Linked DNA regions of Homo sapiens: regions 1, 2, 3, 4 and 5 are each linked to region 6. Evidence: read pairs that join two places in POLR2A ChIA-PET (ENCODE). Cell type or tissue: MCF 10A. All regions are shown on one strand. Links, peaks and the distances in the headings refer to the core of each region. The heading gives the core; the rest is flanking DNA. Region 1 overlaps ADGRG6 (adhesion G protein-coupled receptor G6). Region 2 overlaps ADGRG6 (adhesion G protein-coupled receptor G6). Region 3 overlaps ADGRG6 (adhesion G protein-coupled receptor G6). Region 4 overlaps ADGRG6 (adhesion G protein-coupled receptor G6). Region 5 overlaps ADGRG6 (adhesion G protein-coupled receptor G6). Region 6 holds the start of ADGRG6 (adhesion G protein-coupled receptor G6).

The links. Peaks named below come from ENCODE experiments on the same cell type or tissue, not always from the same donor. Only the 100,000 strongest peaks of a DNase experiment are listed, where the experiment ranks them.
Region 1: POLR2A ChIA-PET joins it to region 6 with 12 read pairs; 14 of 35 experiments call an interaction of 5 or more read pairs at or near these places.
Region 2: POLR2A ChIA-PET joins it to region 6 with 13 read pairs; 15 of 35 experiments call an interaction of 5 or more read pairs at or near these places.
Region 3: POLR2A ChIA-PET joins it to region 6 with 29 read pairs; 5 of 35 experiments call an interaction of 5 or more read pairs at or near these places.
Region 4: POLR2A ChIA-PET joins it to region 6 with 74 read pairs; 14 of 35 experiments call an interaction of 5 or more read pairs at or near these places.
Region 5: POLR2A ChIA-PET joins it to region 6 with 11 read pairs; 13 of 35 experiments call an interaction of 5 or more read pairs at or near these places.

Annotation. Positions count from the first base shown.
Region 1 is chr6:142,369,572-142,374,789 of GRCh38, forward strand. It overlaps ADGRG6 (adhesion G protein-coupled receptor G6), which reads left to right. Exons shown (of 25, transcript NM_198569.3): 4 at 599-1,222. Among named protein-coding and RNA genes, the nearest start is that of ADGRG6, 70 kb to the left of the region's middle. RefSeq lists an enhancer at 4,680-5,218. In MCF 10A, for the core only: no CTCF peak of the experiment used is centred there; a DNase peak (open chromatin) is centred at 2,910.
Region 2 is chr6:142,359,739-142,364,956 of GRCh38, forward strand. The region is part of intron 2 of ADGRG6 (adhesion G protein-coupled receptor G6); the gene reads left to right. Among named protein-coding and RNA genes, the nearest start is that of ADGRG6, 60 kb to the left of the region's middle. In MCF 10A, for the core only: no CTCF peak of the experiment used is centred there; a DNase peak (open chromatin) is centred at 2,173.
Region 3 is chr6:142,353,554-142,358,771 of GRCh38, forward strand. All of the region lies in intron 2 of ADGRG6 (adhesion G protein-coupled receptor G6), which reads left to right. Among named protein-coding and RNA genes, the nearest start is that of ADGRG6, 54 kb to the left of the region's middle. In MCF 10A, for the core only: no CTCF peak of the experiment used is centred there; a DNase peak (open chromatin) is centred at 3,168.
Region 4 is chr6:142,375,866-142,381,083 of GRCh38, forward strand. All of the region lies in intron 4 of ADGRG6 (adhesion G protein-coupled receptor G6), which reads left to right. Among named protein-coding and RNA genes, the nearest start is that of ADGRG6, 76 kb to the left of the region's middle. RefSeq lists an enhancer at 1-144. In MCF 10A, for the core only: no CTCF peak of the experiment used is centred there; DNase peaks (open chromatin) are centred at 1,536 and 2,466.
Region 5 is chr6:142,385,271-142,390,488 of GRCh38, forward strand. It overlaps ADGRG6 (adhesion G protein-coupled receptor G6), which reads left to right. Exons shown (of 25, transcript NM_198569.3): 7 at 4,988-5,073. Among named protein-coding and RNA genes, the nearest start is that of ADGRG6, 86 kb to the left of the region's middle. In MCF 10A, for the core only: a CTCF peak has its summit at 3,141 (motif pointing left); a DNase peak (open chromatin) is centred at 3,141.
Region 6 is chr6:142,297,720-142,302,937 of GRCh38, forward strand. It overlaps ADGRG6 (adhesion G protein-coupled receptor G6), which reads left to right and starts at 4,288. Exons shown (of 25, transcript NM_198569.3): 1 at 4,288-4,612. The coding sequence starts at 4,611. RefSeq lists a silencer at 4,078-4,217. In MCF 10A, for the core only: no CTCF peak of the experiment used is centred there; DNase peaks (open chromatin) are centred at 3,192, 3,382 and 4,292.

The sequences.
Region 1 (5,218 bases), core at 585-4,584, 72 kb after region 6:
TCCACTTTGTTTGACTTTTCACTAGACTCCCTCTCCTTAATAGAATTATTTTTGCATTTGTTCCTAAAACAGCCTGATGATGGTGGAAAAAATAGGAGGATATAGAGTAACTGAAAGGGAGATGGCAGTACAGGAATGTTTGGAAAGAGTGAAAAGTAATCATTAATGAAAATAAGAACTATTATTTATGTTTAGAAATCATTTGAAAAGTAGTATTTTTGAAAATCTTAATGTATAAACAAAGCCTTCCTGAAACCAGTTATTTCCTTAATTAGGTAGTTGGGGTTTTTAAATTGTTAATTTCTTAGTTTCAGGATTAAAAAATACTTATCAACTTTGCTGGCTGTAACTCAAAAGTTTAGGTGTGAGATCCAATCATGACTAGAGATGAAATGAGTAGAATTTCTTATTATTACTGATATCAGACGATTGGTAATGGGCTGGTGACAGAGGATAGATGAGTAAGAGGGGAGGGATGGGGCAAATGGTAGGTAAAAAGTTAACTAGTAGAAAGCGATGGAGGGCTTGATGTTTTGCATCACATTAGTCTGTGTTCTGAAGTTAACAGGTTTATCTTTCTTGTTATGTTTTGTCCTAGTTGCCGTGTCCTTAAGGAATCAAAAGGTCATTTTACCCCAGACATCAGATGCTTACCAGGTATCTGTTGCAAAAAGCATCTCTATTCCAGAGCTCAGTGCTTTCACACTCTGCTTTGAAGCAACCAAAGTTGGCCATGAAGACAGTGATTGGACAGCTTTCTCCTACTCAAATGCATCCTTCACACAATTGCTCAGTTTTGGAAAGGCCAAGAGTGGCTACTTTCTATCCATTTCTGATTCAAAATGTTTGTTGAATAATGCATTACCTGTCAAAGAAAAAGAAGACATTTTTGCAGAAAGCTTTGAACAGCTCTGCCTTGTTTGGAATAATTCTTTGGGCTCTATTGGTGTAAATTTCAAAAGAAACTATGAAACAGTTCCATGTGATTCTACCATTAGTAAAGTTATTCCTGGGAATGGGAAATTGTTGTTGGGCTCCAATCAAAATGAAATTGTCTCTCTAAAAGGGGACATTTATAACTTTCGACTTTGGAATTTTACCATGAATGCCAAAATCCTCTCCAACCTCAGCTGTAATGTGAAAGGGAATGTAGTCGACTGGCAAAATGACTTCTGGAATATCCCAAACCTAGCTCTGAAAGCTGAAAGCAACCTAAGCTGTGGTGAGTTTGTAGCGTATTCCTTTTTTTTTTTTTTTTTAGCATTATTCTATGAATATGATTGTCAACAAAGAATTATACATACACACAAATGTACCTGTATGTATATTCACACATATAGACATATATATATATGTTGTCATTAAAAAGCTCTTTTAATTTTTAAAATGTCGTCTGCTCAGCTCTTATAGCACACATTTGATTATAAGCCATGCATGCTCCATCAAGACATTTGGTTTTACCATTCTTAAGTTTTCCCTATGTCATAAAATATCACAGAGTTTATCACGAATATAACAATAGTTATAATTGTGGAATCTCAAATACAAATGTTAACACTAGGCTTGAAACAAAAGAAATTAATAAGTAAGTTATTGGTATTTTTTTTTTGAGACAGAGTCTCACTGTGTTGCCCAGGCTGGAGTGCAGTGGGGTGATCTTGGCTCACTGCAAACTCTACCTCCTGGGTTTAAGAAATTCTCATGCCTCAGCCTCCCAAGTATCTGGGACCACAGGCGTGCACCACCACACCCAGCTAATTTTTGTATTTTTTTAAAATAGAGATGGGGTTTCATCATGTTGGCTAGGCTGGTCTCAAACTCCTGACCTCAAGTGGTCCACCTATCTCAGCCTCCCAAAGTGCTGGGATTACAGGTGTGAGCCACCCTGCCTGGCCAGTTACTGTTTTTTTTTGTTTTTTTTTTTTTTTTTGAGACAGAGTCTCGCTATGCTGCCCAGGCTGGAGTGCAGTGTCATGAGATCTCAGCTCACTGCAAGCTCTGCCTCCCAGATTCACGCCATTCTCCTGCCTCAGCCTATCGAGTAGCTGGGACTACAGGTGCCCACCACCATGCCCGGCTAATTTTTTGTGTTTTTAGTAGAGATGGGGTTTCACTGTGTTAGCCAGGATGGTCTCAATCTCCTGACCTCGTGATCGGCCCACCTTGGCCTCCCAAAATGTTAGGATTACAGGCATGAGCCACCGTGCCCGGCCCAGTTACTGTTTTTAATCACAAAGGTGATACAGTAATAAACTGATCTATATCATCCTGGAATTAAATTTCAATTGGATGACTTAAATAAACAACCAGCACCTAAGAGAATAGTATTTACTCAGCCAGTTTAAATATCAAAACTGTCCATTTTATAGAAAATCTTAATCAGGAATTATCCATTTTTTTCTTTGAACATTTTTCTCCATTTTTTTTAAAATGAGGATTTATAGTTTGTTTCAAATACTGTGCTGTCTCTGGTTCTTCTTTGTGAGACTGTAAATGTGCTATTATTGGAAGTAGCTAAATGCAGAATATTTTGAGAAATAATTCTGTGTGATAAAAATTGTATTAAAATAGATCTCCACCTAATATTCTCCATTTACACAAGTTAATTCTGGAAGCCTTTATTTTATTATAGGACTGATTCAAACACAAAAAGTAGAAGTTTCATTATCAACTTTAAATGTCATATGACTAAATCTAAGGCAGTGATAATATATACATTTTAGTCACAGACATAACTCTCAATTAAAAAGGAGAAGAAGGAGCCTAGTATTCAAAAGTAATTTGTATATGATATTGGAGGGAAGTTTACTGGGAATTTATTCCCACGCTTTGAGCAAAGTAGCACCCTTATGATGACTCAAGGCCACCTCCCAATTTCTCAGACCCATGCCTGCCCTTCTGGCCTGAGAACTCCTGTTACCCACCTGTTCGTGTGGTCCATGGCACTCCTACAGGTGGTGGAAAGGCTGTGAAGTGATGTCATTTGAAAGATATTTCCTTGCAGGATGTTGGAAAGTAGATAAACCACAACCCTGTTCCACAAGGGAACTGCAGAGCTTTATAAGAGCTGGTGATGTTCCCTAAGATCTTCTCTCAGTGTTAGGATAGCTAGAAAGGACCTTCAGGGACTCCTTGAGAAGTCTTTTATCAGAGAAGAAATTGAGAAAGTCAGGTGTGTATGTTTGGTGTGGGACAGTGAAGAATAAGGAGAGGGAATGGTGCACTTCCTGCATTCTGGGTGACTGTCTTTAATTCAGGGGTCTCTTTTCACCATAGACTGGGACATTATTAAGAAGTCATAGTATAGACCATTCTAATATTTGCCTTTTTATGGGACAATGTTTTGAAGATGTCAGCAACCAAAACAAATATGGCTATGTTAATAATTGCTAATACTTATATTTAAATTGAACACACATTTTGTACTAAATGTCATTTTAAGCACTTAACACATATTGGTTGATTACCTACACCATAGATCCCATGTTACGGGTTCTATAATTGATCCTATTTTGCAAATAAGGAACCTGAGGCACGTGGAGATTAACTAACTTATCCAGTGTCTCTTAATTAGTAAGTAGCCAAGCCAGGATTGGAGCTTGGAAAGTTTGGTATTAGAGCTGTGCTCTTCTAACCAGTATAAATTAGACTGTCATTCATCATAAACAGGATTAGATATTAGATTTAGTACCAGGATAGGCTAAAGCTCATTCTTGCTCAGGGGAGAAGTATGAAGGTCCAAGAGCCATCTCTCTGGCCAGCAGTGCATTCTGTGAGAAAACACTAGGTTTGCAGTGTGTTAACATATTTGTTTCAAACAAATAATATTTGTTTCCCACAATACTTCCTGGATACCTAACTATGAAAAAGTATGATTCAGTTTTACAGGGATTCCTAAGCTTCTCTAAGAATTTCTCTAGACCAGAGGTTGGCAAATTAGGAGGGCCTGTAACAGGCCATGCATTTTTGTTTACTTGTTTGTTTAGAGACGGGGTTTCACTCTGTCCCCCAGGGTGGACTGTAGTGGTGCCATCAGAGATCGCTATAACCTTGAACTTCTGGGCTCAAGTGATCCTCCTACTTCAGCTCTCCTGAGTAGGTAGGACATCAGGTGTGCACCACCATGCCCAGCTAATTTTTTAAAACATTTATTGTAGAGATGAGGTCTCACTGTGTTGTCAAGGCTGGTCTTGAACTCCTGGCCCCATGTGATCCTCCCTCCTCAGCCTCCCAAAGTGGTGGGATTACAGGCATGAGGGATTGTGCCCAGCACACATGTTTTTTTAATACTTGTTTTTCTTTTTCTTTTCTTTTTTTTTTTTTTTTTTTTTTTTAAGTTGGGGTCTTACTGTGTTGCCCAGACTGGCCTCAAACTCCTGGGCTAAAGCAATCTTCTAATCTCAGCCTTCTGAGTAGCTGGGACTAAGCTCCCTTGTTCTTATAAATAAAGTTTAATTGGAACACAGCCATGCCCATTAGTTTATATATTGTCTTTGTCTGCCTCTGTGCTACAATGGCTGTGTTAATTGATTGTGATCAATACAGTATAGCCTGCCATCCTAAAATGTTTACAGTCTAGCCCTTTAGGAGAACATTTGCCACCCCCTGAAACTAGTCTAAAGAACTGAGAGTCCGCTTTGCTGAACCACATACTTTGGACAGCACTAGAAAAGACCTGCTAGATCTCCTCAGCCAGGGAAAACAAACCAATCACCCACAGGCTAGTTTAGCCCTACGACATGGGTGGTGGTAGTAGCATTTATTTGTTCCTGTTCATTTACATTTGTTTCACACAGTGCTTTTAATTGATGAATTATTTCCAATATTAAACAATTAGATTTCACATAAAAATGAAGTTTTGGATTTTTCTGGTAAACAGAATACACTAGGCTACTATATCTGCATGGCCAACACAGCTGGAGCTAAATGGTGGCTGCTGCTTTCAAAGGAGCTTCCCAGTTTACTTTAGCCCTTAGCAACCCCTTATTCTTCCCACTCCAGCCCCCTTTTTGTCTTTAGATGGCCATCTGGCCCTGATGGGCTTTTAAATGGGAATGCTGATTTATGCCACTCCCTTTATACGGGCCAGGAAACTGAAGCTTAGACAAAAAAAAGTGGCAGAGGCAGTTGGTGGGCTCCAACACGTGTCTCCTGTCTCCTTGTCTAGTATTTATGTCTGGGAATACTCATTTAAAAAATTATTTTAAATTATTTTAAT
Region 2 (5,218 bases), core at 482-4,481, 62 kb after region 6:
GGCAGATAAATGTTTAGTAAGTATTTATTAAGTGCGGGGATGTGGGGAGATGAGAAGAGACAGGAAGTGTGAACAGAGCTAATAAGGAGTGCTGTATATGTCAGTCAAGGGACTTGTCTTGTTGGATCCCAGAGAAGATTTGGAGGTAGAGAAAACTTACCTTCATACTAGGATATTGATAGATCTTTCTGGTAGTGATGTGGAAGATGAGTTAGTTGCAGGTGACAAGAATATTGACAAGGAGACCAAACTTTTATCCAAGAGAGAAAGGATGAGAACCTTAAACTACAGGACCTTAAACTGTGGGAATGAGATGAGGAGCAGATTTAACAACTATGAATAAAACAAATGTCATAGCCCTTGGCAAATTATTTGAGATGGTGTGGGAGAAAGAAGAGAGAAGGGATGTTCAGAGTCCTAATTTGGGTGATGTTCATGCTGCTAACAATTATAAGGAGGATAAAAACAAATTATTTGAGGAATGATGTTTGGACTGATGGCTCTATGGGATATCCAAGTGAAGATATTGAGTAGGTATTTGCAAAGCTAGGATATGGTGCTCAGTAGCACATGTATGTGATGAACATTTAGGTATAATGAAGGCTTTTGTTCAGATGAGATTAGCCAGCGAGAATGAGTATATATAAAGAAGAGCTGAACATAGAGGAGAGCTCTATTAGAGTACTGGCTTGAGGCACACTTGGTTGCAACCAACAGAAATCGACTAAAACCAAGTAAAGTAGTAGAGCAGCAGGTATAATAAGAATTATTGTCATATAATTCTAGGACAGGCCACAAGGAACAGCTCCTACCCTTCATTACTGGATGTGGAATGGCTGGAATTAAAGCACCTCTGTTTCTCAAAAGTCTGGTTTTCTCTCATCTTTGTGCTCTACATTTTCTTTTCTTTTCTTTTATTTATTTATTTAATTTTTATTGAGACACAGTTTCGCTCTGTCACCCAGGCTGGAGTGTAGTGGTGTGATCTCAGCTTACTGAAACTCCACCTCCTGGGTTCAAGTGATTCTCCTGCCTCAGCCTCCTGAGTAGCTGGGATTACAGGCATGTGCCACCAGTCCTGGCTAATTTTTGTATTTTTAGTAGAGATGGGGTTTCACCATGTTGGCCAGGCTGGTCTTGAATTCCTGACCTCGTGATTCACCTCAGCCTCCGAAAGTGTTGGGATTACAGGCATGAGCCACTGCGCCCAGCCTCTACATTTGCTCTCTAGCCCCTTAGCTTCCTGTATTTCCAAGTGGCCAAGGCAGCTGCTGCCTTTGAATTTCTATAATGTCATCATTCTTCTTTTTGTCATTCTCTGGTTGTGTGTGTCTCTAACTTGAAATTCTTAGAGAAAGATAGCATTTGGTTGATTGGCAAAGCCTGTGGTTTGGTTCCCTTCAGGTCAGGCGTTTACTCCTTGGACCAAGTAGTATAAAGATGACAGCAAGAGGTGTGAGAGGAGACAGATCCTCTTGGGAGAAGTTGTACCTAAGAAGATTGAGTAGCTTTTGTAGTAAACTGTTATTTAAAGCAGTACTTCTCAGAGTTTAACTTGCTTATTAATCATCCAAGAATTTCGTTTAAATGCAAATTTTGTTTAGTAGGTCTGGGTTATTCTGTGCGTCAACAAGCTCTCGGATGATGCCCATGCTGCTTGTCTGAGATCCTCCGGCCAAACAGAAAGGATTGTAAAGGCAAGGGTAGCAGAGGTGGTGCTTGGAGAGGGCTGAGAGGGCAGGAAGGAAATGAGGAGAATGGAGAATTTGTGGGTAAGAGACTGTCCAGAAGCAGCGTGTGCTCAGAGGCATCCAGTGCTGGAGAGGATGAGTGAAATAAAAATGGAAGCCACTTTAGTATAAACACTGTGTGAAATTTTGTAAGTTCTTATCAACTGAGTTCAGAGGCCTATGGATTCATGAGCAAGAAGGTCCGCAGCTGGATTAATCCAGAGTTGGGGGTTTGCAGGAAGAGAATAAGGAACTTGAATGAATATGTTAACCAGGAGGTAGATTTGGTGATAGACCATGCAGTTTATGTTGTTTCAAATTATTCATTGCCTTTAGATTGTTTTTTTTTTTTTAAAGCTGGAAAAGCCTCAACCATTGCTTAAGAGAGAATAGTTTCCCACGAAAATATGTGTGGGTGTGTGTACATATGCATACCCATGTGCTTGTGTGTCTAAGCCTCTTGCAAGTGATGTATATCTACATAACAGGCTGACTCTGGAATGATTTACAACAGTTCATTTGTTTGGATCTTCAGAAAGTATTATCTTTTGCAGTCAGGCATGGAATGTTCTCTTGCCAACATGATTATGGAAAGACAGAACTCAAAGTTTAAACATTAACAGTATTACAGAAGAAAGAGATGTGTTTGAGGGTGTGGTGCATGTGGGTATCTTTGGAAATTCAAAAAATTGTCAGTCTTAATGGTGCCTCATCAAGGAAACTTCAGTTCAACATCTTGTTCATTTTCTAGCAATGTCAAGCTTAATTGAACTGATTCAAGTAAGCGGTACCCTTTTGAACTCATGCTTAAGTCGTTGAAGTAGCTCCTTATTCAGGGTGTTTCCAAAGAACGTTTTGGGGTTGACCCATTACAGAGGGAAATGAAACAATTATCCGGTTTACTCAGGAAACCATTGTTTTAGGAGGAGTGTGTGAATGAACTGGTATTCTGGCATGTCTGTCAGAAGTTCTGGTAGGGGATTGGAATGACCAATGTAACCGTGCTTTAAGAAAGACCCTCCTCAAGTGTAGAAATGCTATTTTTGAGTGCAGAGCTTGAGGAGGAGCGGTGAGGGTGGTGGGGATGCTTGCCAAGTCTGTCACATTAACAGAATCACAGATGTCACAGCCAGATTGCCTTGGATTCTATGCCATCTTGAAAAATCTGGATAGTGGTCTGAAATCACTTAAAATAACTTACTTTGATGAAGTCGTCCATTTCTGCATATTATCAATCATTTGATAAATGCCAGCATCTAAAATGTTATTGATATTTTACATTTCAATGATGTTACATCTGACAGCAATTTACTTAGATCTGGAGAAATGGTATGTGGCTATCCTGGCTCTTTACTGACTTAGGTATTAGAACTGATTCTAGAATTCATAGTTGCTGGCCCTTAGGTTTAATTTTTAGAAGCCACCAAGACTACTAAATATTTTAAATGTTTTTAAGCAACAAATGAGCTTTTCATGTGTTAGAACTTAATATATCCTCATGGATAATTCAAATAATGACTGAATAAATGCAGACCAAGCAGGCAACTTAAGCTAAATTTTCTGGAGATAATTTTCACTGACCAGGTTTTTCTACAAGCTCATTAGCTGCAATTTTATATATGTTCAAATAGAGATCAAGATTTACTTAAATGAATTCATTTTGTTCACCATTTAACACAGTCTAGAAGAAGCAATTATTCAATATCATCCACAAATCTGTGTTGAAAGAAGCTAAAATTGATCTCCATTTTGATTTATCTCTTGGGATCTAAAATTCTTGTTTTAAAGAGATTTTAAAGAATAGGCATTTGGATTTTATAAAGAAGTACTTGTGGCAAAGGTAGAGTAAGAATCCAAATCTGAGATTAAAAAAAAAACCTCACAAGTTAATGATTATTAAATCTATATCAAAATGTTATTTATCAATTGAATTAGGCTTTGGCGTGACTGGAAGACTTTTCATTATAGATTAGAGTTTCATTGAAAAATAAACTTGTAAAAATACGCACAAGTAAATTACTGCTAAATATTTGTAAGCATAGGCAAGAACTGAGGGTGGAATTTGGTTTGTTGTTTGTTTGGATTACTTGAAAACCTTGCTTTTATAATTATATGTAAGAATATGTTACCATATCTGTCTTTGAGAACATATTGAGCCAGATGCTTTGAGTTGAGTAGCTTTTAGAATATGTGTTAATCCTGATTTTACCAATACCTCATTCAGTGGCTACTTCAGTAACCATCTAATTAGGTAGCCCTGACTCTTAAGAGAGATCAAAGTAATTACTTACTAGGCTAGCTCATAGTATAGGAATCAATTAGCAGTGATATTTGACTACTCCAAATTGGAAAATTCAAAGCACTATATTTCATACTTCCTAATACTCTTTATTAAAATGTTTCCAAATGAGTTTCTTAAAATAGGTTTATTTTAGGGCTATGAAACTCTTTTTAAGAAATTGTCCGTTTAAAAAACGTCTCTTAAAGAAGCACTTGAGCTCACCGTTTTGTTCTGTATTTTTTGTTTAATTGTGGCAACTTTTTTTTTTTTTTCCTTAGAAGGATACTAGGCTTACATTCAGAAGGGCTGGTTTGAATTTTGGTGCTACTATCAATTAGATGTGTGACTTTGTGTGAGTTATCCAATCTATATTAGCCTCATTTGTTTCCTCTAAAGATAGAGGTGGTAATAATTCTCAGGGTTATTATAATGTTAAATGAGATATATGTGAAAGCTTGTTATTGTGAATTGCTCTATAAGTATAATGAAGAGGATGATACTGTGTCTAGCTTAACTGACATTTCATCTATTTAAGATAATTATTATTTAGTAGCACTATCTCTAAATGCTGTCTAGCCACTGAAGGTAAGAATAATATGGAAGAATGTATCAAATGTTCTTCTGAATTCATGTTATGAGTGTCATCTTTATCTTTTTTCTATCCCTCTGAGTGCCTAAGGAAAAAAGAAATTCTACTAAAGTGGTGTGCTATTTTACCTCTCTTAAAATTTTAAGGCACTAATTTTGTGTTATAGTAATTATTAATAATAGCCAACACTTAACTAGTGCTAACTATGTCCCAGGTACAACTTCCAGGACTTTCCAATATTAATCCATGTTATCCTCCCAATAACTCTGGGAAGTGGTTGCTGTTATTATCACCAGTGTAAAGGTGGAGAAACTGAGGCACAGATAAATTAACTTGTTAAAGATTACACAGTCAGTGTTATCAGTCAAATTTAACTTTCTTATACCCGTGGGTAGGCGTGGTGGCTCAGGCCAGTAATTTCAGTACTTCTGGAGCCAAGGTGGGAGGATTGCTTGAGCCCAGTAGTTTGAGGCTGCAGCGAGGGCCACTACACTCCAGCCTGGGTGACAGAGAGATACCCTGTCTCTAAAAAATAATAATGATAATAAATTTTCTTAAACCCTTTCTTCAGGTCTTAGGGAAGAATTTGGCAAAGATAATATATAGGATAAAGGAAGT
Region 3 (5,218 bases), core at 896-4,895, 56 kb after region 6:
TACTTGGATGTTGTATCAAGTAGGTTAGAATTTGATGTACTTTTTAAATTAAAATTTCATTAACATTAAAATTTGCCTTGATTAATGGTTTTGTTTAAAAAGTTGATCTAACTTAATGAGATTTCATGTTTCTTTTTTATATTTCTGAAAAGAGTATGCCCCAAGAGGAGGATTTACACATCTTCTTACATAGCTTTTACATCACTAAAAGCTGTATAAAAACATCAAACTTTGAATTGAAAGGCTGTACCTAAAAATGACGTCATGAAGCAAATGGGTAGAACTGGATAGGATATAGTGCTGTCTTTGTCTTTTGCTTCAGCAGCCCAAATCTAATTGTTGAATAATGTGCTTTAGAGGACAGTAGCCTCTTTCAAACCGAAACATTACAGAAAGTTCCACCCAGGCAATGTGCTATTTCTAGTCAAGTATATGGAGACTTTACATGCAGAGAGCAGCTGTAAAGATGTTGGGATAGGAGCAACTTAGAAACCAGTTCAAATAGAAACTTAGACTTGTGTCCAAAATAGCTTTATATGAATTATAGATGTTTAATGTTCAGCCCTCCTGTAAGCAGATATTTAAAAATAATAAATAATTTTTAGATTTTGCTCTTCTCATTTTCTCCTATTAAAAAAAACCTTGGTGAAACCCCATCTCTACTAAAAATACAAAATTAGCTGGGCGTGGTGGCACGCGCCTGTAATCCCGGCTACTCAGGAGGCTGAGGCAAGAGAATCACTTGAACGAACTTGGGAGGCGGAGGTTGCAGTGAACTGAGATCGTGCCATTGCGCTCTAGCTTGGGTGACAGAGCGAGTCTCTATCTCAAAAACAAACAAACAAACAAACAAAAAAACTTTTGAGTTTTAATGGCCAAATATAATCCTCAGTTTGTCAGTTACACATTATTAAGTCTTCTATGAAATCATTTCATACATTCTCTTTTGTGTTTTGGCCAGGAGTTTAGCCTGAATTTCAAATTCAGTGTGATACCTACATTTCTTATTGATTATTTGTATAAGACAAATAGTAATCAAGGAAGTTCATCTGCATTGTTTGCTTTTGAATTATGACTTAGTTTTATAGAAAAGAAATCTGTAAAACATTGTAAAATGAGATCCCTAAAAGGGACGTATTACAGAAAAAATGTTTTTGACAATTTAAAAGCTATTCCTTTCAGACAAAATTGCATATATGTAAACTATTAACATTAATTCCCAAGCAAATCAAGTTTTATTAAAAATTTTTTTGGCTCAGTTTGCATAATGGAACTAACAGTTCATCTACTTAGAAGCTGTACAACATTGGCTGGATGGCCCTTCAGTAAAATGCCTGATGCCTTGTTCATCCTAAAAACTGAAAGTCTGGTGATTATGTTATAGGGAGAAGACAATCATTTTGATTTCTTTGAATAGAGATTCAACTCGGATTATCTTAGCGAATAACTTATAGAGTGATCTATTATCCAAACATCTCCTATTTACTTTAATTCACTATTAACCAAAAACCTGGGGTTTCTCATCTTTTCCTGGTTGAGATTTGATGGCAAAATGGCACATAGTCTTCCCATTAGATACTCTTCTCTGGAGGAGCAATATATTTGTATCTAAAACTTTGTATTTATATTGAAATTCTAAATTGGCATTTTTTTTTGAAATTTCCCTTTCAATTTTTCCGTAAGATGGACCTCTCTATATAATTTCAGTAATCACTGGGGCTCAGTCTTCCCAGCTATCAGTGTTATTTTCATGGAGAGTGGGGAGACTATACTGTGTTATAGTTTAGGGTTATAATAATAATATACCTATTATTATTTCAAAATGACTTTCCATAGAACATCCCTACTTGATATTCTAAATGGGATCATGGAAGGAATCTAAGTATTAAAATAATATTTCTCTTTCTCTCAAATACCACTACAAAGCTAAATGGTAATCAAGAGCATAGAAGCAATTTTGCAGAGATTTTGAATGATCATTCAACTGCACCTCGATAGTGAGTGGAACAGACAAATGCAGCTGAGCACACCTCTGCTCTCCAGCGACAGGGAGTGAGGTTTGCCACCATTCAAACCTCTGGGGGCACTGACAAGCTTCTATTTTTAGGTCTGTGCCTCCTATTGGAAACATGCTGCACTGTGTGCCCTGTAGACCACCCAGCCCACCCACTTTTTGTGGTTTGGCCTTCTGTAAGGCTTGCCTGCAGGTGTGCCCTTACTCACCCACCGAGAACAAGCTACTCTGCCATTTTTCTGAAGTTTAAAAATATGACTGGCTAAAAGAAGACAGTAAGCAAGTCGATTTTTATACTGTCCTGGAAAGTTATAATTATAAAGTTTGGTGAACTTCGTGAACTTTTTCAAGCATGTTTTTGCCGCAGACTTGTGATTGATGTGGAGGCCCCCTGGGGCATAGGTAAAGCAGTTGAAAGATAGGAAGTTGAGTGAGCTGTCTCTTGTACATAACCTGCCAGAGGCTCTATGAGGTTAATGCATACATTGCCTCACCCCCAGCCCAGTGCAATTTGAAATTAGATAAACATTTTGGCAATGATGTGGCAAACCGAAATTCAACCTTGCTTTTCAATAGTTCTATTAACTTTATAAAAGTAATAAGCTATTTTTTGTAAACTAAGCTGTTAGGCATCAAGAGCACGCTAAAGCAGCTGTATTAAGTAGAAAGGAGGTGATTTTTTTCCTGATGTAACCACACTCTAAATCTTCACAATCTGTCAAAGCTTGCTCTATAATTCTAAGCCAGCAATATTCAAAATAGCACAATAAGTACTGTTAGCAAGATGTGGAAATTTTCTTGAGCAGTAGGAATGTACCCCAGAAGTCAGGATGTTTGCCGACCATTAGCTCTACTTGCATGCAACCTGTATTGGCTGTCCCTTAGGGACTCAGACTTATGGCTCCAAAGTGGACAAATGAACACAAAGTCTCATGAACACTCAAAAAGAGCTTCTTGCTTCATAACCCTGTGAACTATACAGGGCACTCCTTTCCTTAGTGAAGCATCATATGTCTTCATAACTTCCTTGGAAACTTTTTTGTAGTAAAGGGAAAAATTGAGGCTCTATTATGTGTCATAACCTGAATCTGCCACCCATAGTAGAGCTTTAGAGCCAAAAGGGATTTTTTTTTTCTTCAGATGTGGAAATCAGAACCTCGGGGGCTAGTGACTACCTCAAGGTCACATGGTTTGCTAATGGAGGAGCCAAGACCAGAAGCCACTGTGATCTCACTTCGAACATAGCCAAATAACCACATAAGCACGAATTACTTCAAAAGGAAGGTGATTTAGTCTGTCTTATCTGGCACAAAGTAATCACTTACTAGATGTTAGTTGTTGTTAGAGTTATTTTTATTATTTTTATTTCCCTCCCTCTCCAGATGTTATTGTGTTTCACAACAATATGTTTTAAGGGTTTATATGGCTTGTATTCAAATTTTAAAGAAAAGATCTTGTGTAAGTTTAGGTCTGGGGAAGATCTCGAGAGAGCTTCTAGTTTAGTTTCATAATAATATTGTCCTTCCCACAGTGATTTTTTCCACAATAATAAAATATCTTTTTTTAGCTAGATCTTGTGATTTTAGCTAGAAGATAGTTTGAATAGAAGAAAACTTTTTAAAGTTCATTTTCAGAGTTTGCTGAAAAAATTAAGATCATCTGTTTCTCTTCCCCTCTCTCTCTCATTCATACATACATACTCCCCTGATACATTATACCTGAGATCTATATGAAAAGCTAACATTTTATAAATACTTTGAAAACTAATTCCAGTGATGAGTTAATTTAAAGCATTAGATGGATAGCATATTTAAACAAGCTGTTCATGTAAAAATGGAAATTTTTCTTAAAAAAACATTATTTAAAAAAATCTGTATTATGGAATTTTTACATCAGCTCTTATTACTAAGATGTTTACATAAAAAGTGTTCCATAAAGGGGAAAAATTATGCTGGTTGCACCTATAATTTGCTTTGCTCCAAACCTTGGCTATTTAAACTGCTTCCATTTATGTGCACAAACCTGAATGAGTTTTTTTTATGCCCTCAAATTAAAGGCCCGTTTGGAAAACTTGAGCTAACAAGCACACTTATCCTGCCACTACCATCTTTTTCCCAATATATTCTCCCAACTTATTGGGAAGGTAAGTTTGTAAACCCAAAATTTGCTCTAGCTACTAATTTCAGGTCCTTCACCTGCACCACATAACATGGAATAAATAGGAAGCAATAACCCTCTGGTGACCATATGTAAAGACATCTAAAAGAAAACTGGACATGAAAGGAAGTAGGGGCTCAGTAAGTTAGATTAATTAATGAACAAACTAAAATATGGCTAACATGCTTTGCTATTTAATAACAACCACAGTCACAACAACACTGAAAACTAATATTATTTAAGCATCTTACTGTGAGTCATGTATGGTCCCAGTACTTTATATAGATATCTCATTGGCTACTTTCATGTGCTCAAGAAGTTAGTTATGTGCTGTTTAGCCAGTAATGACATCATTGCCTTCATGGGTATTAGAACTATAATTAGCTTTTATGAAGCTAAGACATTCTCTACTTATGTTGGTAGTGTTTAGCAGTATTTTTCTGGTTAATGCCAACATAAACCTGTTCCACCCTGCAATGCTGCCTAGGTAATCCATATGGAAAGATTTTCTGTGACATTCTCATATGAGATGAACATAAGGTGAGTGTGTGTCTTTTAAGTTTCCTGAGTCTTTCTTTAGGTATAATAAAAGCAGATAAGATCAAAATGAGACAAATTTTTGATGAACATAAGAGTAGTCACTTTGCTGCTTTTCTGTCTTATCATCAGCAGTTAGGCTCACTTCAGTGAATTCAGTCCTTGTAGAATAAGTCTGCCTTGCCACTGTGACTGCTAAGTTATTTCCACAAACTGTCAGTGCAGCTTGCTAGCTTTTGTCTTTCTTCTCGTCATTTGTCAGGTCCTTAGAATTGGGCTACAGTGATTTTTACAAGGATCTTTGTTCACTGGTAGTTTTGTATTGTTTATATAAAAAGGAGCAAGGCTTTAAAAAGTATCTGTGGCTGGGCCCGGTGGCTCACACCTGTAATCCCAGCACTTTGGGAGGCCGAGGAGGGCGGATCATGAGGTCAGGAGTTTGAGACCAGCCTGACCAACATGGTGAAATCCCGTCTCCACTAAAAATACAAAAATTAGCTGGGCATGGTG
Region 4 (5,218 bases), core at 818-4,817, 78 kb after region 6:
ACATATTAAACATCCTAGCCTTAATAAAATTGATATATTATTAATAAATACTCTAACGATTTTAGTATATGACTTTGTTTTCCTATACTTTTCTAAAAAATATTTGGGAATTTTACCTTAATTAGGAAATTTTCAGCAGATTTTTAAAAACATGGTTAAACCTGTCAATACTTTTAAAAACGAAATGTTTATTTAGCAGTAAATCTGCTTCATTTTATAGCATCTTCATTTTTCTCATAACAATTTTATTAAATACATTCAGTTTTATGACCCTCATGGATAGATAAATTTTTAGTGGACTCTTTAATTATAGGTGCAAGTATTTATTTGCCTGTGTAATGATTCAAGTTTAGATACTGGCTGATGTCCGTCAATTTTCACAAAGAACAGACAGTGCCTTCTCTACTAGTTTTATTTATTTTACTGATTACTACTCTTTCCTGAGGGAGTGGTACAGTATAACGCAATGAATAGTCTAAGTTCAAACAAATTACATTTATTTTAACAAGCATTTATTAGGCACTTCCATTGGTTAGCTACTGTGGTTGTAGAGATAAGACACACTTCATAAATACTTTATTGTTATTCTTTTCTGAAATTTCTGGATTTGTATTTTTGTTTCCCTCTCTAGGATTTTTTACAGAGTTTGCTAAGGTTTCATCAACTCTTGGATTTTTACCGTTTCATAATCATTACAGTTCTGTTCTTCATAGCTATAAAACTTCAATTCATTATTGGCTCCTCCCTTGCACTTCTAACAAATGATTGAATGTAATATTTTTAGATTACTAAATCATTTTTAAATAATAAAATTAAGATAAATCATTTTATCTTTGCAAAGGACTTTATACTCTGAGGATGCCCAAACTCTTTATGAACATAGATGACTAAATTTCACTTTAAATATATTTATTTATGAAAAGTTGAAAAATTCATCTTAGTAGCAACTGCAAAGAAAAAAATGAAAGGAATTACTGTTTTTATTTTTCTGTTATTGCAACTTATTGTGAGGATTTGCTCTTCAGTTATTTGGAGTATCATTAAGTAGGTATGAGAGGAGCAGTGGGCTACACATCAGTCTTTTTTACCACAACTTGTGTAAATATTAACATATAGTGACTCCTTTCAGTAGCATAATTTGGAAAGTACAACAGATAGAGAAGGATTAACAGCTTTAGAGCTTTTCCTCAACTGCCTGTTTCCAGTGATTACATTTTTTTCAAGAAAACTTGGCTCTAAATGTTGCTGTTAATGTTGTAGAACTTTGCTTCTTAGTTCAGCTAGAACCCGGGTTCTTGTCACACAACTAGGAAAATTTAGGCACACGGACACATCGAGTGGTCAGTAGAGCAGGACTTTATTGGGCAAAAAGGAAAAACAAAACAAAAAACAACAACAAAAAGCTCAGCAAAGTGAGACGGAGGCCTGCCAACAGGCCCTCCACCTCACTGATTGATTCCCAGGTCCCCACAGGAGCTGGAGAGAGCAGCCTCCTCCCCTGCATAAGGCATGAATTCCCCGTGGCTCCACCCACCTCCCACAAGTCGGGCTCCAGTCCTCTATGGGCAGGCTCAGGCAAGGCCTGGGCAGGTTTCCTCATCTGCACGAAAGCATCTGATGTAAACACTTGTGGGGCGGGTGGGAGATTCTCCGGGCGCCCCTTTTTATCTGCCTAGACATTTGGCTGTCTCATTAATATTAAGTAAACACCTGAAAACACCTTTCTGGTAGCCTCGAAAATCAGTGAACACATACACATCATATTCTAAAACCAATTTGTTGATGATAAAACATATCATTATCCAGGAGAGTGGATTGTTTGTTCTTTCTTAACAACCTCCTGATGTGTAAATCCATCAGCCAAAGAAAACTGATTGTGATATTGACTTTTTATGCAGATATGCTGAAAATGGAACTGGGTAGAAATAAAGTTTGTATATACTTTTGATAGTTCATGTATTTGTTTATTTTGGTGTGTTTGTAATGCAAGTTTTCATTTATCAATTAAATTTCCTTTTAATTAAATTAGTCACTTGTATTTATACCATTTTTACTTAAAAATATTCCAGTGTGATTTTTATTGTTATATTGGATCATATTAAAATAGTGTTTATTGAGTGTTTAAAGCAATGTCAATTTGCTAAACTAGAAGTTCCCCAGAAGGAACAGCTAACTAAAATACTGAGAAGTAATTGTTGCAGTTTCCCATAAAAGAATGCTACATATTGAAATTTATACTTGTTACTGTGCAATGAAACTGATGAAATGTTCAAGAAAATTGTTAAATATCTTGCTCTAAATCATAGCTCTTCTGATTTTCTTTTCTTATTTTTACCTCTAAGCTCTTTAACATACTGGGAATGTAGTTTGCCTAAAAACTGCTTTCCCACAACACTGAGCCCTTATCTCCCTTTGTCTTCCAGAGATATTGTATCAGTGCCAGAAGTGGCCTAAGAAGCCCTTGACTGCCAACATTGTGTGTAATATGAGAACCACAGGAACTCCCTCCAGGGTCTCCTCTATTGCATGCTACAGAGGCTGAGATTTCATTAGTCTCTGAACTTTAAAGGCTTTTTAGTTTGCGGAAGTCCCTTACAAAATATAAGTACCTACAAAAGGGAGGTCCTACAAAAAATGGGCATACAGTAAATGTGATGCAAGGGAATAATGGGCAAAAAGCATTCAAGACAAAATTCCACCTCAGTCCTGCCTTAACTTCTGCCTCTTCAAATGTTCTTTTTTCATTGTGCATTTGCTTAAGTTTTCAATCTTTAAAACTCCCCCTTCCTCTCTCTGCTTCCTTTCACAGCCAAGCTTCCTCTTCTTGCATTCACTCGTCAGACCTTGGCAGTCTAGATTTCATCATTCCCACACAACTCAAACTATTTTCTATAGAGTTACTACCAAAATCCCAATGCAAAGTTAAAGGTCTTCTCATTCTTTATAATTCTTGGCCTTTCTGGTATTCTTGATATTGTCACACCCTGCATTAAACTTTCTTCTCTTAAATTATGTAAAACCACCTCTGTAAAAGCTGTTTTTACCTTTTTAAGTCTATAGCTCTTTTTCTTATATCTGATGCTTAAATATAGAAATATCTGTGGTTCCATCCTGTTTCCTTCTCAAATCTACAATCTATCTCCAGTGATCCCAAACACTCTATAGCTTCTGATGAGTATTTCCTGGCTACACCTCTTACAAAAACACTTTTGCGTCTAGGTGTCACACAGGCACCTCAGTTTCCGTTACTGGACTTAGTGTTTACCCTACCCCACCTAAGTCTGCTCTTCTTCTGTTATTTCCTATCTCCTTTTATTAGATCGATATGTACCAGTTTTTGAAGTTGGAAATTAGCAAAACGTCCTCTATTCTTCCTTTTTTCCTCTGTCTTTAATTAGTTGCTAAATGTTATGCATTCTATCTTTAAATTTCTTGTATCTGTATCTATCTCTTTCTGTCAATCCTTATTACTTATGATATCAAGGCTGAATTATTAGTAGTAGTCCTGCTTCTGTTTCCCTTCTTTTGGTTGTAGAACCTAAATGATTGTTTTCAAATGAAATATAGTTTACTTGCCTACCTCCTCATTTTCCCTCACTGCCTTTAAGAAAGAGTTCACAGGCCGGGCACGGTGGCTCACGCCTGTAATCCCAGCGCTTTGGGAGGCCGAGGCGGGCGGATCACGAGGTCAGGAGATTGAGACCATCCTGGCTAACATGGTGAAACCCTGTCTCTACTAAAAATACAAAAAATTAGCCTGGCGTGGTGACGGGCGCCTGTAGTCCCAGCTACTCGGGAGGCTGAGGCAGGAGAATGGCGGGAACCCGGGAGGCAGAGTTTGCAGTGAGCCAAGATCATGCCACTGCACCCCAGCCTGGGCAACAGAGCGAGACTCCATCTCAAAAAAAGAAAAAGAGTTCACAATGTTAGTTCACCTGGTGAACCCAAAATATCTGAGACAGGTTTCAATTAGTTTAGAAAGTTTATTTTTCCGAAGTTAAGGACACACCCGTGACACAGCCTCAGGGGGTCCTGATGACATGTGCCCAAGATGGTCAGGGTACAGCTTGCTTTTATATGTTTTAGGGACACAATACATCAACCAATACATGTAAGATTTACATTGGTTCAATCTGGAGAAGGGTGGGACAACTCAAAGTAGTGGGGAGAGGGCTTCCAGGTCATAGGTAGATTTAAAATTTTTCTGATTGACAATTGATTGAAAGAGTTATTATCAGTAGAAAGGAATGTCTGGGTTAAATAAAGGGTTGTGGATACCAAGATTTTTTCATGCAGATGAAGCCTCCAGGTAACAGGCTTCACAGAGGATAGATTGTAAATGTTTCTTATCAGACTTAGGGTCTATGTTGATGTTAATGCTGGAGGGGTGTAATGAGGCATGTCCAACCCTCTCTTCCATCATGGCCTCAACTCGATTTTCAGGTTAACTCTGGAGGGACCTCGGCCAAGAGGAGGAGTCCATTCAGATGGTTGTGGGGGGCCCTAGAAGTTCATTTTTGGTTTACAATCTTGAGTGCCCACCACTCAAGGTTCTAGTGTGTGGGATTAACCACTGGAAGAAAGACAGAGGGTTCTAGTGCTCATGGTGTTGCTATTTTCCAAAGCCTTACAGCAGCTATCCATTGTTTGTGTATCTGATCATCCTTATCAGTTTTTACTTTACTTTAGCAAAGCCCAGTGACTTGAGTGCACAGACCGTCTCAGTGCCTCCTTGGTACTTGTTTTAGAAATTCTGTCTGCCAGTAAAATACCCATCTCTACTTTCTTACCCCTGGCTCTCTCACAGCCTCCTGTGCCTCATGGGCCTTCTTCTTTGAAATGGATTTTCTGTTCGCTTTTCTTACCAAGCTGCTGTCACATCCTCCTTTGGGCCACTGCCACCTTCGGAGCACTTCCCTAATAGCACTTAGAACTGTGACGCCATCTCCCTTTCATGCCTCCCTGAGAGCAGCGACTTAGCTTAAAGCATCATTCTGGCCTCTGTACCTCACATAATGTAGGCAATAGGTAAATGTTTGTTGAGTGAATGTGTAAAGGTCTGTGACAAGAGCTTCTTGCCAGTCAGTGTCATGTCATAGCCTGCCTGTAATATCAGGCCTTTCTGAAGTATCATGATTCTTTCCTTGGGTCAAGTGCCCTGAGGTATCAAGGATGAAGAAACCATGCCTCTGGAGATACTGTTAAACTGTTAGGTTAT
Region 5 (5,218 bases), core at 752-4,751, 87 kb after region 6:
CAAAGCAAGCAAATGTTAGAATCAGTTAAAATGGTCTGTCTTGACCACATTAATGAAAAAAATCTAATTCAGATAATTCTTAATCAAAATGTCATCAGCGTTTAAAAATATTCAGGTCATTATATGACAGAAATATTCTCAAAATTGTGTTCTCAAATTTGTGTACCATCTTAACAATTGTTATTTTTACCATGTCTCTGAACCACCTATACTATTTACTATGTTTTTTTTCCTAAATTGACTCACTTTTTAATGTAAACATTTGTGTTTACTTGGGAAAATCTATTTCACAATTGTAAAGTGAAACCAGTCCTACTTGTTATAACACAGTTGTAAAAAGTGAATATAAATATAATGTAAACAATGTTTTAAAATTCTCCCTGTATCCTATTGCCTTCTCACATCTTAGCGCCTGAAGCCTTTATTATCTTTTTAAAAAGGAAGACTAACAAAGTATTAGAGACAGACTATATTAAGTTTTTTTTCTTTGATGTAATCAAATTTGAAATAATTGAAAAGAGAATTACTTTTTCACCTTATGAATACATGCTATTTAATGTCATGTCCTGGATTATCATCATTGATATAACATTAATAATTTCTTATTCTTTGGGAAACAGAGAGTAAAGATTCTCAGGCTTACATTCTGATATATTAGAGAATACTATTTTATTTACTGTAAGAAAGATTGGCACAACTGTCAAATCTATTATCTAATTTGTCCATTCCTTTTAACTCTTGGCTATCAGAATTTTACTGAATTAATCAATAACAATATTGCATTGTGGGGAGAGGAGAGGGGTTGAGTTTGCTTGATAATCAGATATATTTATCATAGTATATCAATAGAATTTGTTTTCCTGGCTTTTGTGAAATGTCCCTGTTTTTCTGTGTGAAGTTATTTTTGTTGTTTGCAATAGGACTTTTATCTGATACCTCAAATTACACTAAGTCCTCATTAATGTCATTGATAGGTTCTTGGAAATTCTGACTTTGAGTAAAATAACATGTAATGAAACCAATCTTACCATAGGCTGATTGATATAAACAAGAGTTAAGTTCCTACGGCATATTTCTGGTCACAGAAACATCACCAAACTTCCAAATAAAGGCCGAAACACTTCTAATATTAAACATTGCAGTTAATATGAGCTGTACATACATTTAAGAAACATTAGTGAAAACAAGTAAGATAATTGATTGCCCAATTTTGGGTGAGCCAGTGAGTGACTGCAGTCTTAGTGGCGGTGGTGGGTTAAATCAAGAAACAAATTTTTGCACAATGAAAATTGTGAGGAGCACCTCCTGCCACCAAGCAGTTCCAAAACAATCACCAATATGGGGGTTTGCCGAGTGCTTTCATACTGTATCACTTATTGTCGTGCATTTATATGATTATCTTATACTTTATGAATTTTTGTTTTACAGTAATTTGTAGCCATTCATTCATTGACTTTCCAACCTGCTTATTCCATCCAGTTCAGGGTAGCGGGTGGCTGGAGCCATCTGGGCAGCTCGGGGCAGCAGGCAGAAACTAGCCCTGGCCAGGACTCCATCCCATGGCAGGGCACACTCACACACACCCACACCCACTCACACTGGGACCATGTAGACAGGCCAGTGAATCCAAGGTACACAGCTTTGGGATGTGGGAAGACACTGGAGGACCTGGAGAAACCCCATGAAGACAAGGGGAGAACATGCAGACCCTACGCAGACAGGGGACCTGGCCAGGCATTGAGTCGTCTCCTCATCAACTTTGTAATGAAGCTCTGTTGAATGAAATGATGTTACTCAAGGACCTGCTGTGTACACTAAGAAAGTCTTTAAAGCTACTTTTCACAAACAGATATTTCAGGATATGGGTAATCTGGGGATTCCCACAAATAATGATCTTTTTTATGTTTTCCATTACATTCCCAAGAAAAGCTCTTGGACTAATTATTATTCCATTCCAAATCATATCTTCTCTGCTCAAACATCACTAGCTACTGAATAGTAAGCTTTTGTGAGGTTGTCACAAGCAACCCAAGTAAGGAATTAACTCCATTAGTCTCTATTATTGTTCTAAAAACCTAGTTTACAAGTAAGTACAGATTGTAACACTGCTTCCAGTTTCTCACATACGTTTAGCTGCTTAAATAACAAATTCCTTCTAAGATCATTTGAATGGATCCATTACTCTAGCTTTTTATGCCATATGTCTTAAAGAAATTGTGTATGTAGGAGCTGCAGGATGCCAGTCATATTGTAAATGCCACTGTCGTAATAGAATTGCCTCATCACTAGTTCAAAGAAATAACCAGGTGTCTAGATTAGCATTTGGTTTATATTTTAACGTCTATTTTTTCAAATAGGCCTATCATTTCAAACCTGTATTTTACGTCCTTGAAATAGCATAGATAGAGCAGTGTCATTTCTGTATTCTCCAAGAAACTCTGAAAAAAGTGTAAGAAGATAAAAAAGGGAAAGATTAATTGGAGAGAGACCTACAAAAAATAATGTTGTTTTGATACATTGGTAATGGCAGACAGTGATTTCTGCTTGAAGTTCTACATGCTGAAAGAAGTATCTAAATGGAAAATGGATATATTCTTAAATCATTTTTCCCCAATTAATGTCTATAATAAATTCTTTGGGCCTAGATGTCATTATTAGGATAGTACATACATATTTTGAAGTCTCTGGAACACATGAAGATTTGTGAATAGCTTTTAAAACACCGTGAGTGTTGTTAACATTTGTAAGAGAGGACAACTTTACTGCTATGGTAACATGGAAAATCCTGCATAAGTGTGTCTTAATTATGCATTTCCTCCAATGGCAATGTTGAAGCCAATTATTTTGCTGTAGTCCAAAACCCTGCTCATCAGCCCTTCAGTGGGCATATTTTTTTATGTTGCTTTGACAGTTCACTCTTGGACTTTTCTCATGGTTACTTGTTGACTGCACTATTCCAAAATTTTAAATAAGTATAACAAGTGGACTGGGGCAGGAAACAATGTTTAAAGAAAACATCTTAAATATTTGGATGCTTTCTTAAAAATTCAGAAATGTCAATGATTTTTAGAATTTTGCAATATTTTCCTTAGAGGGAACAAATACTACTGTTATAACAAAAGCATGCTTTAGGTTTCCATCTAGTGGTGGCTTTTCAGATACTCTGCTAGCATTGATAATACAGATGCTCCTCCACTTACGGTAGGGTTTGCATTCCTATAAACCCACTATTAAGTTGAAAATACTGGAAAATATCAAAAGTCAAAAATACATTTAATACACCCAACTTGCTGAACATCATAGCTTGCTGAACCCACCTTAAACACGTTCAGAACACTTACCTTAGCCTACAGCTGGGCAAAATCATCTAACACAGAGTCTATTTTATAATAAAGTGTTGAATATCTCATGTACTTTATTGAATGCTGAACTTAAAGTGAAAAGTGAAATGGTCATATGGGTACTAGAAGTACAGTTTCCACCGAATGCCTGTTGTTTTCCCACCATCGTAAAGTTGAATGATCTTGAACTGTAAGTAGGGAAGCTTCTGTATAGTCACAGAATATTATCAGGATCCTGAAATAACTCTTTGACCCTTGCAATTCTGAATTTCCTCCCAATCATTCAGAACATCTGTGATTTTATTTGATGAGATCCACAGTGTAAAAGTTATCTTTATATGAATTATTTGTTTTATATGTTCCTCCAAATATTTTTCATTCAGAACATTTTTTAAAGGAATATAAAAGTCAAGATCATTAAAATACCCGAAGAATTTTAGAAGTTGAAATAGTCTGCATAAATTAAACTCACCTGTGCTTGGACTTGTGCCAGTTTTATATATTTATATTACTACATCCAGGGGCAGCAATTTATATTGTTTAGCACAAGACTCTGATTCTTACTGGAAAGACATTCCTTTGGTAGTGGGACTGGAATTTGCATTTTGGTGGATTTGGAAATTCCCAGAGGCAAACTTTTACATTTTTTTTTCTACTGCCTCCCCACAATTTTTACTGTTTTCTTCAACATTGCTATAATTATGTATTTCTATATTTTGTGTGCCTATTTTACTTAAGACTTACCTAAACATAAGCATGAAGAAAGATGATCAACAAAGGAGACTCAAAAAATTTTCTTCTCTCTGTATCTTACCATAATTTAAAAGGGTATTTTTCTTACTAGCTACTTTGACTAAAGCACCCATTTACAGCTATTTAGCAAACCCTTGCTGGTGAGTTTGATTTTTCATTTTAAAAAATCAGTTTACTTTAAAGATTCCCCCCACCCAAAGAGCAGAATCTTCTTTACAATAAGGTTTTCTTTTTATTTTCTTTTTCAAGTGATTTAGTCCAATGAAAATTCTACCTGCAAATATTGTTTCTTTTTTTCCCTCTATTTTGGTATAAATGAGCATATTTAAGAAATTTTGATGAAAAGTCTGGTGAAATGCAGCCTAGTAGTTTAATAGAAGTATTTTATTAAGCAGGGGAAAGAGAGGAAAAGGAGAGGAATTAGGGTAGTAAGTATGTGTATGCCTGTTCTGCTTTTTCAAGTTAATTCCTCCATATGATCTCATTCAAGTTTTCACATCCCAAACTCTTTATCATTCTTTATAATGCACAGAAAGCATAATGCCTGTTATAAGAAGTCAAATTGTACATGAAAACAGTTAACACATTACAGACAGTAGATATAAGAAATCTATAGAATTAAAAATATGAAGAAACATATGCAAGTAATAAGAGTAAGCTAATTGATAACTATTTCTAAGAAGTTGGAAGGTCAATAAGCTTAACATCAAAATATTTCAGAACTTTTTTTGCCTATGTAGAAGGTGTTTCTTTTAACTTATATTGTAAATTATGTGATTATGAATAAAACTATATGATTATGTAAGACTTACATGATCATAACTTTAAATTGTTTGATAATTATATAACTATAAACATATAATTAATGGACTAATCCTATTTCCAATGGGCAGATGGAATTATCTATAGAATATCCGTAGTGATTCAGAACATCCTTCGTCACCCTGAGGTAAAAGTACAGAGCAAGGTGGCAGAATGGGTAAGTGAGCTTGTAACTTTTCTTTTTTAAAAAAATTCTTTAACTTCTGGGAATCTGGAAAAGACTAGTTAACTGAATCCACAGATCATACTGAAACACAGATGGTATTCATTAGAAATATATGAGTAGATATGTAAGTGAGGTG
Region 6 (5,218 bases), core at 841-4,840:
TGGATTAAGGCAGAATGAAACATAAACATATAAATTTCCAATTGGGTTGAATTATTTACAAATATATATTTATTAATCTACTTGATTTGTAGAATAAAATTTATATATACTCCCTGGCACACAGAAGGTCATTATAGTTACTATTCCTGCTATATTTTATTTCATGTGTATGTCCATCTCTTTTTGGTTAATCTGATGCTTAATTGTATGTGTCAACTTGGCTTGGCCACGGTGTTCAGATATTTGGTCAAACATTATTTTGCATATGTCTGTGAAGGTGTTTCTTGGATGAGATTAACATTTGAATCACTGGACTTTGCATAATGCCCTCTAGGTTCATCCATGTTGTCACAAATCACAGAATTTGTGTTGCTGAAACAATTTTTTGCTGCTCAAAAAGTCAACACTAATTTTTATTTACACAACAGTAATATCCAGTTCAGGAATGGTAAGAATCTCACTGTCATCAGGGCTGAGGTTTGAAATCCACTTTGAGTACATTGCAAAGAGGGCTGACGTTGACTCACATGCACACAGGAAAGGGCAAGTCACATGTGTGGTGAGGAGCCAGACACTGAATGGTTAAAATAACTAGGGCTGTCAAAACTGAATGAAGGAAGGCTGAACAGAGAGATGATAACTGTCTTCAGATATTTGAAAGGCTTATTGTGGATGACAGAATGTGCTTGTTCTGAATGGGAGTTGAAAGCATGAATGTTTGATTCAACCCACAGAAAGAGGAAGCTTCTCACAGTTGAGTGTGCATCAATGTTAAGGGATTCAAACAGATGTTCAATATTCATTTTGTCTGGAATGTTGTCAGAGGATTCCTGTATGTAGAGGAATGTGGTCTTGGCACTTTTCAGTTTAGGATAATGATAATAGGTCGGGCAGAGACAACTAATATTAGCAAATTTCAGGAAATATGCTGAGTGCTTCATGTCATTAGAATGTCTAATGACATCAGAATGTCTCACTGAATCTGCCTAACAGCTCTACGAGTTAAACACTATAAGTATTATTATTCTTATTTTACAAATCAAGCTTAGTTTACATAGTAAACTGCCAGAGTTCACAATGCTGAGAAATCACAGGGTCAAGTTTAGAATCCAGGTCTATTGCATTAAAAGACTATGTACTTTCCACTATACACTCCATTTTCCTAACATGCTTTTTCAAAAGAAAAGAACAAATTCTTAGTTTGAGGACAAAACTGTCAAAATATACAGATTTTATTAACAAACTGACCAATGAAAGGCACTGATTCATTGAAATATTTTAGCTATGATTCTGATCATATATTAATTTCAATGCATAAAATTATGAACATTTTAACATATAATAATGGCACGTGTGAAAACTACTATCTTCTTGATGTATGTCCATTTTTTTTCGGTTAATGTCATGGTTCATTTTATGTGTTAACTTGGCTTGGCCATGGTGTCCAGATTTGGCCAAACGTTATTCTGTGTGTGTCTCTGATGGTGTTTCTTGGATGAGATTAACATTTGAATCAGTGGGTCTTGCATAATGTCCTCTAGGTCCATCCACGTGTCACAAATGACAGAATTTCTAACTTAAAGGTTGAACGGCATTCTGATGTGTATATATTCCACGTTTTCTTTACCCATTCATCCACTGATGGACAGAAAGAGAAATAGCAAATAATCTCACTTATATGTGGAATCTGAAACAAACTCATAAGAGTAGAGAGTACAATGGTGGTTACCAGAGGCTAGAGGGTGAGGTGGGGTGGAATGGTGAAATGTTGGTCAAAGGATACAAAGTTTCAGTTAGAAGGAATAAGTTTTTGAAATCTATTTCACAGCATTGTGAATATAGATAATAATGCCTTGCATATTTCAAAATTGCTAAATTTCAAATGTTCCTATCACAAAAATGATAGACATGTTAATTAGCTTGATATAATCATTCCACATGGAATAAAAATATAAAAATATCACATTGTATCCCATAAATATATACAATTATAATATGTCAATTAAAGATAAATGTCAAAAAGAAAATCGGAATAAAAACTATTAAAAAATCAGTGGACAATGTACAAAGAAGATTATTCTCCATTCTGCAGGTAGGCCTCATCCAATCAGTTGAAGGCCTTAACAGAACAAAGACTGATCTACCCTAAGCAAGAAGGAATTCTGCCAGACTGCATTTGGAGTTGGACTATAACTTTTCCCTGAATCTCCAGGCTGCCTGACTGTAAATTTTGCACTAGTACCTCCACAATACCTTAAAACTAAAATATATATATCTATGTGCATACACACATCTAGCTGGCTCCGTTTTTCTGGAGAACACTGAATAATGAAGTTATTTATATGTCTTTTCTTTTTTTGAGGCAGAGTCTAGCTCTTTTGCCCAGGCTGGAGTTCAGTGGTGCAACCTCAGCTCACTGCAAGCTCCACCTCCCGGGTTCAAGTGATTCTCCTGCCTCAGAAAAGGTAGCTGGGATTACAGGTGTGTACCACCAGGACTAATTTTTTTTTTTTTTTTCAGTAGAGATGAGGTCTCACCATGTTGGCCAAACTGGTCTCGAACTCCTGACCCCAACTGACTCGCCTCAGCTTCCCAAAGTGCTGGGATTACAGGCATGAGCCACCGTGCCTGGCAGTTATTTATATTTATTTGCTCTTATGTTTCCAGGTTTCTTCTAACTTTAAAATTCTATGACTGGAACAAATACATATGTGAACTTGGAAGTAGATCTTTCCCCTGTCCAGCCTTCAGATCAGACCACAGCCTTAGTCACCACTCCAATTGTGGCCTCCTGAGAGACACTGAGCTAAGGGCATCCAGGTTCTTGACCCACAAACTGTGAAATACATGTTGCTTTTAAAAAATTCCAAGAGTGGCCCTTAAATTTCTTTGGGACTATACCGTGTAATAGCGACTGACTCAAAAGGGTAGTCTGGAAACCTAATCTTAGCCCCTGGTCACCTCTAGCTAGTGTGCACAGACCTCAGATCTTGTCAGTCTCATTTCCCTACCTGTTAACGTGAGACAGTTGGGCAGAAGAACTTTAGCTTCCCTTAAATGCTACAACTCAGCGTCTCTATTAATCATACCGTTTATTCATCAAAATGAATACTGATAAAAATGACAAGTAGAACACACCCTAGATGTTCAGGCCTCTGGAATTGGTGGCAGCGTTCCAGCTTCCTTTCTGCCTGTAACTGTGAGTAAGTCCTGCTTTACCTCCTTCCCACCCCCCGCACCCACCAACAGCTCTCTATCATAAGCTAATCAGCTTGAAATAATTGTTAGGGCACTTCTGTGTATGGCCTGTGCATGTGCCAGTGTGTACACCGTGCAAGCTGAGCTGTTGAGGTTCTGGATGTGCATACAGCCCTGGCACCGGAAGGTTTGCCTCTAGCATTTTGTGGACTAACTCTGGCAGTACACAATGGGAAGAAAACCTCTTTCCAAGTGTGAGCCCTTCTCTCTTCTCATTCCCAAGGAGGTGTGTCCAGATCCCTTTGCCAGACAGCTACTTTACAGGAGCATTGGAGAGCAGGCAGCTAACTTTCCCCAACAAGCAGCTGGATTTACGTTGGCAAATCAATCCCTCTCAATAAAATGTTATGTGACCATCTTCCCAGCCCCCCGTTAAAATCCCTTCATTTTTTCGAGCAAGCGAACTAGTCAGAGAAGACAGAAAAGTTAAGTAAAGAAAGTGGCAGAAAAGTGAAGCAAAGCAACAGCCCGGGAGCGTGGCGGGGGGACCCGCGCGGGGACTCGGGTAGGCTGCAAACGCTGGGGAGATGCCACAGGAGCGCCTGCCTTCCCAGCTTCTCCTTTCTCTCGCCGAGGGTCTCTGGGGTTCAGCGCTCCCGGCGTTTCGGCGACCTCCGGGTCCGCCCTGTCCCCTCCCAGCTGGGGAGCTGAGCCCGGCTCTGCGCCCATCGCCGACCCCGGCCACTCTCCCTTCGCTGCTCGCTCCAAAAGCGCCTGTCCCGCCCCGCGGGGCGACTTCTCCCTTTCGGCCCTGGGGTTGAAGATCCTGTGTGGGGCAGCTGCGCCTTCGGGACAGCCCCAGCCGCGGAGCGCCCAGACCAGGGCAGCCGGAGTCGGGTCATACGCCGCACGCCGCCGGGGCCGCCGCACCTGAGCCCAGCTCCAGTCACGCCGGAAGCGCGGGCGGAGCGCACGGGTCCGGGGAGAGTCGCCTGCGCCCGCGAGGGGGACCCAAGTACCTAGGGTGGTGGCCGAGTCCCGCCTCCCGCCAGCGGGGGCGAGGACCTGCGACGCGCACCCCTGCCTGGCCCGGTCTCCTCAGCACCAGCCCCACGCACACCCTACTTCCTCAGCTTCTCGCCCTCACCCTGCCAACTTCCCTGCGAGGAGGGACCTGCCGCCAGCCTGCTTCCTCGTCCGCAGGCCCTGCGCTGAACGCTGCCGCGCCCAGGGTTCACCTTGCGCCGTCGGGAAAGCCCATGAACTCTCCAGAAACGGCGTAAAGGAGGGTCCCGCCGCGGCGCAGGGCTGGGGCGCCTGGGTTCCCCCTGGGTGGAGCAGCGGCAGCAGAGCGGGAAAGTGGTGGAGGATGATCTTGCGGCCAAAGGGGACCTCGGCGCAGTAATGTCAACATGTAAGTCTCACCTTTCAGCTTGGAATTCCTTCACTCTTTTATCTGTGTCCACCTTCTGTCGCCCCCTCCCCGACCACCCCACCCTCAAGAGAAATGATTTTATAAGGACTTCAACTGCACGGAGGGAATAAACCGGTTTGTCTTCAGTTTGCCCCTCGAGGCACTGAGGAGTAGGACTATTGCCAAGTGGAGTTGTGACATGTGTGTGTGGCTGTTTTTTTTCCCCCAGCGAGGTAAACCTCACATTTGGGCGGTGTAAAGCCTAATAAGAAGGGCAGGGCTTCAAGAATGGGGAAAACGTGTTTTCAATTCAAATTAAACAAGGAGTAACAGGCACCGCTCCTCAGTCCAGAGGCCTGGCCCTGCCAAGAAGGCGCTCTCCGGAATCAACACCTGGGGGCTTGGAAGGTACTAGTATGCCGAGAAAATGTTGACTTTACACATTGTCACCATTGACTGTAGAAGTTATTCTTGGATCTTTGGGGTGTTTGAATTTTTTTAAGGTGTGCAGAAAATGTTTTCAGTGTGCTTTGTAGTTTAGGAAGTAATTAAGGGTTACGCCACGTTACGTGATAGGATTTGAGGGGACTTCCATAGACTTATGGG